Linked DNA regions of Homo sapiens: region 2 is linked to region 1. A link is a loop called in an ENCODE intact Hi-C map of the cell type or tissue named here. Cell type or tissue: breast epithelium. All regions are shown on one strand. Each heading gives the region's core, and the rest is flanking DNA. Links, peaks and the distances in the headings are about the cores only. Region 1 overlaps SENP5 (SUMO specific peptidase 5). Region 2 has its middle 33 kb from the start of ZDHHC19.

The links. Peaks named below come from ENCODE experiments on the same cell type or tissue, not always from the same donor. Only the 100,000 strongest peaks of a DNase experiment are listed, where the experiment ranks them.
Region 2: it touches region 1 in a loop (22-fold over the local background); 1 of 110 quality-filtered maps calls a loop at or near these places.

The regions. Positions count from the first base shown.
Region 1 is chr3:196,920,713-196,924,712 of GRCh38, forward strand. SENP5 (SUMO specific peptidase 5) reads left to right here. Exons shown (of 10, transcript NM_152699.5): 7 at 2,702-2,839. Among named protein-coding and RNA genes, the nearest start is that of NCBP2-AS1, 17 kb to the right of the region's middle. In breast epithelium, for the core only: no CTCF peak of the experiment used is centred there; no DNase peak of the experiment used is centred there.
Region 2 is chr3:196,175,812-196,181,536 of GRCh38, forward strand. No RefSeq gene overlaps it. Among named protein-coding and RNA genes, the nearest start is that of ZDHHC19, 33 kb to the right of the region's middle. RefSeq lists an enhancer at 3,977-4,176. In breast epithelium, for the core only: no CTCF peak of the experiment used is centred there; a DNase peak (open chromatin) is centred at 3,840; H3K4me3 peaks cover 326 bases; H3K27ac peaks cover 369 bases.

The DNA of each region.
Region 1 (4,000 bases), core at 1-4,000:
TCAAATGCTTTTCCTGCATCTAAGCAGATGAACCTATGGTTTTTCTTCTTTATTCTGCGAATGGGACCCAAACTGAAGGAGCAGCACCTTTCCTGAGACATGGCAGTCTCACATGGTAGCTCTGAAAGTTTCAATCTGATCGTGACATAACTTCACTTCTGCTTATTACATCCTTTTGATTAAAGCAAATCACATGACAGGACTACACTTCTCTCTTTGGGAGGGCAGAGAAGTCACATGGCAATGGGCAAGTCTGTATAATCTTCTCACAGGGAGGGCAACAAATAATTGGGGTCAGTGATACAATCTGTCATGCACATTGTTCTTAATTATGTGTACAGGTTAAATATCCCTTATTCAAAATGCTTGGGACTAGAAGTGTTTTGAACTTTGGACTCTTTCAGATTTTGTAATATTTGCATATATATAATGAGATATTTTGGGGGTAGAACCAAAGTCTAAACACAGAATTCACTTATGTTTCATATTCACCTTAGATGCATGCCCTAAAGGTAATTTACAATATTCTTAGTAATTTTGTATATGCAACAGTTTATGTACATTGACCCATCAGAAAGTAAAAATGTCACTACCTCAGCCACCCCTGTGGACAGTCTGTGGCATCATGTCAGCACTCAAAAAGTTCCAGATTTTGGAGGATTTCAGGTTTTTGGGTTAGAGTTACTCAGCCTGTATAAAGCTCTATGTATGTCTATGTTAGTGTGTTAGAAGAAGAAAATGATTTGGAAAGATAGGTGAAGTGTATCTTTTTCTGTATTTTCTAATTTTTATACAAAAATCTGTTTTACAATGTAGAAAACATTACTTTTTGAGAAGAATATACATCTGGTTTTATTTACTACTGTATTCTAAATATGATTCCTTGTTTTAGATACTCGGAATTAAAAAAAAAAGGATACTCAGAATTTTTAATCTGGAAAGGAACATTGTTTATTATTTTCACTATTTCCTTCTACCCACCTCACTCCCCCAGGTTTATGGATGCAGAAACTGAAAAGCTTAAGTGATTTTGCTCCAAGGTCATGAAGACTTAACAGAAGATTCATTTAGAGCAGGACACTATTTGAGTATCAGAAAGCGAGAAGGAAATCTTGGGAAATTAGTTTCAGAGAATATAAGGTAGTTTAAAATGTTTTAACCCAAGTAATCACCAAATTATGCTAAAAAATACCTGAGAAGGGAAATTGATTCACTCTTTTACAAATGTATGTGGAGCACTTACTACTTTATCACCCACTCTACAACTGGAATTTTGAGTGGAATAGCAAGCATTTCTAGATTGTAAAGGGATATATATTATGATATAAAATATGTGTTAGGATTGTAAAGGATGCATAAGGTATTATCAAAGATGTTTTTCTCAATTTTGACATTTGAGAGACCCAAGCAAGTAATCATAATAATAACTAAGGTATTTGGCTACTTATAATGTGCTAAACAGAGTTGTATGCATTTTACACATATTCTTTTATTACTCTTAAAAACTTCATAAGGTAGGTACTATTTTCTATCCATTTTATTAGTTGCGGAAATCAAGGTGCAAAGAAGCTAAGGAAATTACCAGTCATGTGACTAATACGTGGAAGAGCCACAATTTGAACTTGAGCAGACTTGCTTCAGAGCCCATGATCTTAACTGCTGCTTATATCATGTCTGTTGAACGAGTCTAACTTGAGCAGACTTGCTTCGGAGCCCATGATCTTAACTGCTGCTTACACCATGTCTGTAGATGCAGTTTCAGGGTCTCACTCCGTCGCCCAGGCTGGAATGCAGAGGTGTGATCATGGCTCACTGCAGCCTCGACCTCCTGGGCTCAGTGATCCTGCTGCTTCAGCCTCCCAAGTAGCTGGGACTGCAGGCATGCACCACCACACCTGGCTGATTTTTTATTTATTTATTTTTCTTGAGACAAGGTCTGGCTCTGTCACCCAGGCTGGAGTGCAGTGGTGCAATCTCTGCTCAGTGCAACCTCCGCCTCCCAGGCTCAAGCCATCCTTTGAACCTCAGCCTACCAAGTAACTGCGACTACCAGTGCACACCACCACGCCCGGTTAGTTTTTGTATTTTTTTGTAGATACAGTGTTTCGCCATGTCACCCAGGCTGGTCCTGAACTCTTGAGCTCAAACCATCTGTTGGCCTCTCAAAGTGCTGGGATTACAGGCGTGAGCCACTGAGCCCGGCCTGATTTTTTATTTTTTTGTAGAGACAGAGTCTCATTATGTTGCCCAGGCTGGTCTCAAACTCCTGGGCTCAAGCAGTTTTTCCGCCTCAGCCTCCCAATGTACTGGGATTACAGGTGTGAGCCACCGTGCCTGGCCCCTTATACCATTTTCTAATACTATGATTCCTTTCTAAACAAGAGTTGAATCCAGGTTAAATATGTATATGAGAAAATGAGGTAAACAAGGAGCCAAGTCTTCAGGCACTTGACACACAGGTTTAGTAGATTAACTGGAAAACTGTACTTTGTATATCTTTATTTTTGTATTATTGTTGTGTATTATAGCTTAATAGTTACAAGCATGGGCTTAGAGTAAGACCTGGGTTCAAATTCTGGTTCATTGCTTCCTACTTTTTTGCCCTTGTGCAGGTCAAAGGTCAGCAAATGGAAGCTGCTGGTTTTTGGTGGTTTGGATAGCCTGTGGTGATGGCTGCATTTCTTTCTCTTTTCTTGATCAGGTGGATTTGTTTAAAAAGAGTCTTCTGTTGATTCCTATTCACCTGGAAGTCCACTGGTCTCTCATTACTGTGACACTCTCTAATCGAATTATTTCATTTTATGATTCCCAAGGCATTCATTTTAAGTTTTGTGTAGAGGTAAGTTAATATACTGCCTATTTTTTCATTTATTTTGTAATTGGCCAAATAGCATCTTAGCTCTAGATAGAACAGCAGCAGTCAAAACCATATAGGAACAGTTTATGTCATGAAAATCCTCCAAAGTGTTAGCTGAGAAAAGGACTAGAAGAGGAATCTCTGGCTGAGGAGAGGATCTGTCTAGGATCCAGATCCCCCTCTGAGATACTCCACTTGGATTTTCTCTGCTTTTCCCTTAAAACTACATCTTGAATGTGGTTAGAAATTGTTTTTCTTTGATCATCTTAGAGCTAAAATTGGCCTGTATCTGCAAAATAACTCCTGTAGAATAAACTATAACCTAATGGAATCAATTGACAAAATATTAGTGTTCAGCTAATAAACAGATGGTGGGATACAAAATCAAGAAAAATGAGTAGGTTTCCGGATTTTCCTGCACTACCAAGAACCAGTAAGAAAATGTAACTGGGAATAAGATTCCATTTATAAAAGAAACAAAACATAAATAACCCAGGAATATGCCCTAGGAAGAAATGTGGAAATTCTTTATTATGAAAACTCCTAAAGCTTTAAGTACTTAAAAGAAATCTGTACAAAACTGTAAAAGTATTTGAATGAAATATGGAAAATGTTATGTTCACAGAGTGGGGAAGGACTTCTTAACATGGAACCAAAGAAAAGACATAAGGAACAATTGGATAAATTTAACCACCTAATAATTTAAAACTTCTGTATATCATAAAGTTAAAGGACAAGCAACAGACTTGGAGAAAATATGTATGATGCAAATAACAGACAATAACTATCCAGAATACATGGAAAACTCCTACAAATGAATAAGGGGAGGATAAAAGGACATAATAGAAATGGACAAAGGCTAATTTAGTAAATTTTAGGAAAAATGCAAATGACCATTTAAAAACACAGAGAGGTGTTCAGCCTTACCAGAAATTATAGAAATGCAAATGAAAACTACATCAGTTAAATTTTTTGCCCATTATGTTAGAAAAAGTGATGCTATTCAAGTGTCTATGTAAGTGTAAGGAAATAGGCATTCTCATATTTTCTGGTTAGAGTGTATAAATTGATACAGCCGCTTGGGGATAGTTGCAGTTCTCATCAGTTCTAAGTGCTTTGTAAATTAAAAAGATACAAATTCTG
Region 2 (5,725 bases), core at 1,646-5,645, 740 kb before region 1:
CCACAAGAAAGAGGCAGCACCTCTAGGGCAGGAAAGTGCTGGGGGTCAGAGGCATGGGTGCCATTCCAGGCTGAGCCAGGCTGGCTGTGTGAGCCTGCGTGAGTCACTTAACCTCTGAACCTAGTGCTTCACGTGCAAAAGAGGGAAGCTTCCCTCATCCTCCTCCAGCCGTCACCCGCTGCCTTCCTTCTCTCTGCAGCAAAATGGCTCCGAAGCGTTGTCTACACTTCTTTTCTCTGATTCTTTATTTAAATTTGCACTTATTAGGCTGAGCGCAGTGGCTCATGCCTGTAATCCCAGCACTTTGGGAGGCCGAAGCGAGCAGATCACTTGAGGTTAGGAGTTCAAGACCAGCCTGGCCAACATGGTGAAACCCTGTCTCTACTAAAACACAAAAATTCGCTGGGCATGGTGGCAGGCACCTGTAATCGCAGCTACTCAGGAGGCTGAGGCAGGAGAATCACTTGAACCCGGGAGGCAGAGGTTGCAGTGAGCCGAGATCGTGCCACTGCACTCCAGCCTGGGCCACAGAGCAAGACTCTGTCTCAAAAATAATAAATAAATAAATAAATAAATAAATCTTCACTTATAAATTACTCCCTAAATAAAAATAACACGTTATATACATATATATACCCATCTCAGCCTCCCAAAGTGCTGAGATTACAGGTGTGAGCCATCGTGCTTTGCCATAACGTGGTTTTTTTAATGTTTTATTTTAAAAATGTTTTTATAACTTTTATCTATTTATTTATTTTTTGAGATGAAGTCCCGCTCTGTTGCCCAGGCTGGAGTGCAGTGGCACCATCTCAGCTCACTGCAAGCTCTACCTCCTGGGTTCAAGCGATTCTCCGGCCTCAGCCTCCCAAGTAGCTGGGATTGCAGGCATGTGCCACCGCACCTGGTTAATTTTTCTATTTTTAGTAGAGACAAATTTTTGCCATGTTGGCCAGGCTGGTCTCAAATCCCTGACCTCAGGTGATCCGCCCGCCTCGGCCTCCCAAAGTGCTGGGTTTACAGGCGTGAGCCACCGCGCCTGGACAAAATTTTTTTATACCTTTTAAATTCCAGACCCACCACCAGGTTGAATCCTCCGGGCTGACTGTGCAGACCCCCCACTATGCCCCCTACTTTCCATTAACTGGTATGTTTTATGTTATCAAGAATATTAAAACAAACCTATGCATCTGCCATTGAGCTTAAGAAATAGATGGCCGGACGCGGTGGCTCACGCCTGTAATCCCAGCACTTTGGGAGGCCGAGGCGGGCGGATCATGAGGTCAGGAGATCGAGACCATCCTGGCTAACACGGTGAAACCACGTCTCTACTAAAAATACAAAAATTAGCCGGGCGTGGTGGCAGGCGCCTGTAGTCCCAGCTACCCGGGAGGCTGAGGCAGAAGAATGGCGTGAACCCGGGAGGCGGTGCTTGCAGTGAGCTGAGATCGCACCACTGCACTCCAGCCTGGGCGACAGAGTGAGACCCTGTCTTGGGGAAAAAAAAAAAAAGAACTAGACGAATGCCCAGGCATGGGAAGCCCCAGTCACCTTTCCCTCCCTCAACCCGAGAGGAGTCACATTCCAAACCTAGCCTTTATCATTCCCTTCCTTTTCATTAGACGGTTATGTATGTACGTATCCTTAAACTTTATGCTAATGGTATCACATTTTGTGTATTCTACTACTTTTAAACATTTATGGATTAAATTCTGTCCCTCCAAAAAAGATATGTTGGAGTCTTAACCCCTAATACTTTAAGCCGTGACCCCGTTTGCAGACACCGTCTTTACAGAGGTGCTCAAGGTGAGAGGCACTCATTAGAGTGGACCCTCATTCGATACGACTGGTGTCCTTATAACAAGCAGAACACAGGACAGAGGCAGAGCCACCAGCAGGGAGAACACCACATGAAGCCTGGAGTCAGGCTTCCGGACGAAGCCGGGAGAGAGGCGGGGAACAGGTCCTCCTCCCACGCCTTCCCAGGGAACGTGGCCCTGTCGGCACCCTGATCTCCTCGCCCCTAGAACTGGGAGACAACACGTTTCTGCTGTCCAGCCACCCAGTGTGCGGTACTTTGTTACAGCAGCCCCAAAAAATAAAGACACCATTCCATGTCATGTTCTTGAAATTCATTTGTTAATGAGTGAAGCCGAGGCTCATTCATTTTCTCTGTCATGTTCTATTATATGATATCCCACAATTTATCCATTTTACTTTGAAAAGTTATATGGTTTGCTTACAGGTTTTATTGTTGTTTTGAAATTGCAAACTGTGCTGCCCCGAACCTCCCTGCAAACTGTGCCGTAGGAGTGGAGCTGCACTTGGGTCAAAGAGGGCAAAGGTAAGTCTTAACTGTGCAGCCCAGATCAGAGCAATAACAACTCATCAAGATAAGTCTAATTGCTACTCAACGGGGTGGAACTTACACGCTTGCCAGTGGGCAGGCAGAGTTCCCTGTGTCCTACATTCTTGTTAACACTTGAAACTCCAGTCTTTTTTTTTTTTTTTTTTTTTTTTTTGAGAGATGGAGTCTCACCCTGTTGCCCAGGCTGGAGTGCAGTGGTGTGATCTTGGCTCACTGAAACCTCTGCCTCCCGGGTTCAAGCGATTCTCCTGCCTCAGCCTCCCAAGCAGCTGGGACTACGGGCTCCCGCCACCACGCCCAGCTAATTTTTGTGTTTTTAGTAGAGACGAGGTTTAACCATGTTGGCCAGGATGGTCTCAATCTCTTGACCTCATGATCCGCCCACCTCGGCCTCCCGAAGTGCTGGGATTACAGGCGCAAGCCACTGCACCCCGCCCTGCAGTTTTGTTTTGTTTTTTTAATTTATTATTTTAAAAAAATGTTTTTGAGACAGGATCTCACTCTGCCACCCAGGCTGGATCATGGTGGCATGATCTTGGCTCACTGCAGCCTCGTCCTCCCAGGCTCAAGTGATCCTCCCGCCTCAGCCTCCCAAGTAGCTGGGACCACAGGTATGTGCCACCATGCCTGACTAATTTTTGTGCTTTTTGTAGAGATGAGTTCTCACTGTGTTGCCCAGGGTGGTCTCAAACTCCTGGGCTCAAGCGATCTTCCTGCCTCAGCCTCCCAAATTGCTGGGATTACAGGCATGAGCCAACACACCCAGCCCGAAGGAACTGCCATTCTTTTTATCTTTGCCAATCTGATGGTTATAGAATGGTATTTCCTAGTGGCTTTATTTTGCGTTTTCTTTATTTCTAATAAAGTTAAGCATCTTTTACATGTTGATGGACAATGTATATTTCCTGTTTTGCAAAACACCTGGTCGGGTTTTCCTGGTCTTTTTTCTTATTTATTTCTAGGAGTTCTTTATGTACTCTGGACTCTGATCCTGCATTGGTCTTTCTAAAGCTTTATTCGTCGCATCCTCTGATGAACAGAGCTTTTCTTTTTTCTTTTCCCTTTTAAAATTAGTAGAATTTATTCATCTTTTTCTTAACAATTAGTGCTTTCAAGAAATTCTTTGTACCCCCAAGGTCAAGAGATATTATCCTATACTCGCTTTGTAAGGGTTGGTATTCTGCCTGTCAGGTCGTTAATGGACCTGGCATTGATTTTGGAGCCTGCTGTGTAGTCAGATCTAAACTGGGAAAGGAACAATTGCCTGCTTTTCTCACAGGGGCGTTCTGAAGCTCAAAGGAGAAAATGCGTGTGAAAGTGTCCAGAACTGTGAAACAATGTACAAGTAAGAGAGTCTGCGATGCTGATTTGCTGGAGGGTGACAAAGCCGTTTAAGAGAAGGCTGCTTTGGCCTTTGATTTGCTAATCAGTTGGTAGCGTCATAGGCTGCCAGTAGGCCAGGCAGAAACCCAACCTCCATTCTGCCTCCGGAGGCTGGAGAACACAGCCAAAAAGACCAGCTGAAGCATGTGGTCTTTGCAGGAAAGTAAGTTCCAGTGGCACTGCTGGGGCTGGCCCCGTCCACCCACACTGTTCACTCCATCTGCCACCTGACATTAGCAAATTAGGCTGCAAATACAGCCCTGAGTCATAGAGAAAAGATGAAATTACACTCAGGAAACTCTGCTCACTGAAGTGCATGAGTAACAGGATGCAGAAAGACACCCATTAAAAGCGGCTAAAAACGAGTCAGGTGCTCCAAGGCAGCCTGCTGCACACCCCAACACGCGGGCAGGCTCCGCCCCAGCTCCAACTCCACCTGGAGGGGCAACACGCACCCATTATACGAGCCACACGGGGGCCCCAGCAACTGGCCCAGACAAGGCTGCAGAGCCCACTCAGGGTGGAACCCCCTTTAGCGAACTGGAAGGTTCCATGACGGGGCTGCGGGGAAGGAAGCCGACTCGTGGGGAGTTAGCTGAGCTGCCGGAGGAAACTGACAAAATCAAACGCACCCTTTGGCCTGCACAAGGCGATATTGTTGGTTCTCCCTGAAGCACATCCTGGCCAGGAGACAGAGCTTAGGCCAGCCCCCGGGCCAGGTGCCTGCTACCCAGACCTGTGATCCTAGCCAAAAGTCTCTGAGTTCTGGATGTCCACACTGGGAAGGGAGAGCAGCGAGGGAAGGGTTACCAAAGGGGCCTGAGGAGACATTCGGGGGTGACAGATTGTCAGCATCTTTTTGTTTGGTTTTTCTTTTAAGCGATGGGGGCGGGGGGTGGGGGGGGGTCTCACTATGTTGCTGAGGCTGGTCTCGAACTCCTGGCCTCAAGCAATCCTCCTGCCTCAGCCCCCGAGTAACTGGAATTCAAGACGTCAGCCACGGCCCCCAGCTTAGCTTCAGCATCTTGATTGCAGTGGTGGCTTCACAGATGTATACATATGTCAGAACTTATCAAATTGTATATTTTCAATATCTATTTTAGACAATTAGATCTCAATAAGGCTGTTTAAAAATTACAGAATGGTGTGATGGCGACTTTTACTAAATATGCATGTTGACAGCAAGAGGAACGACTAGAAGGAGGTCCCCAGATGTTAACAGTGCTTAGTTCTGGGCTGTGGGATTACAGAGGATTTTACTTTTCCTCTTTGTGTTTTTCTGTACTTTAAAAAATTTCTGAAATATATGTGTTTTACTTTTTTTTTTTTTTTAAGATGGAATCTTGCTCTGTCGCCCGGAGTGGAGTGCAGTGGCGCGATCTTGGCTCATTGCAACATCTGCCTCCTGGGTTCAAGCAATTCTCCTGCCTCAGTCTCTCAAGTAGCTGGGATTACAGGCATGTGCCACCACACCTAGCTAATTTTTGTATTTTTAATAGAGACAAGGTCTCGCCACGTTAGCCAGGCTGGTCTCGAACTCCTCACCTCAGGTGATCCATCCACCTCGGCCTCCCAAAGTGCTGGGATTACAGGCGTGGGCCAATGCGACCAGCCGTGTTTTACTTGTATAAATCAGGAAAAAAAAAAGTATCTATTTCAAAATAAAAGCAAACTTTAGGTCGCAGGGGTCTTCTGAAGGTCGGCAGCCATGACCTCACAGAGGCACACTCTGGGCTTAGCACGGTGGAGCTGTGCCCAGGGGAAGCAGCTTGGGCTTTACAACCAGGTCTGCAGCAAACTGCCCAGGCCAAACCTCAGCTCTGCCGCCCATCTCCTCAGCGGCCTTCAGCTAGTTACTTGAGTGCTTGGTGCCAATTTTAATCCCCAATTATATTTCGGAGACAATCGTCAAAGCCTCTGCAGGTGGCTGAGAGATTCAATGAGCCAATACAGGTGGCTCTTAGCAGTGTTCTCACA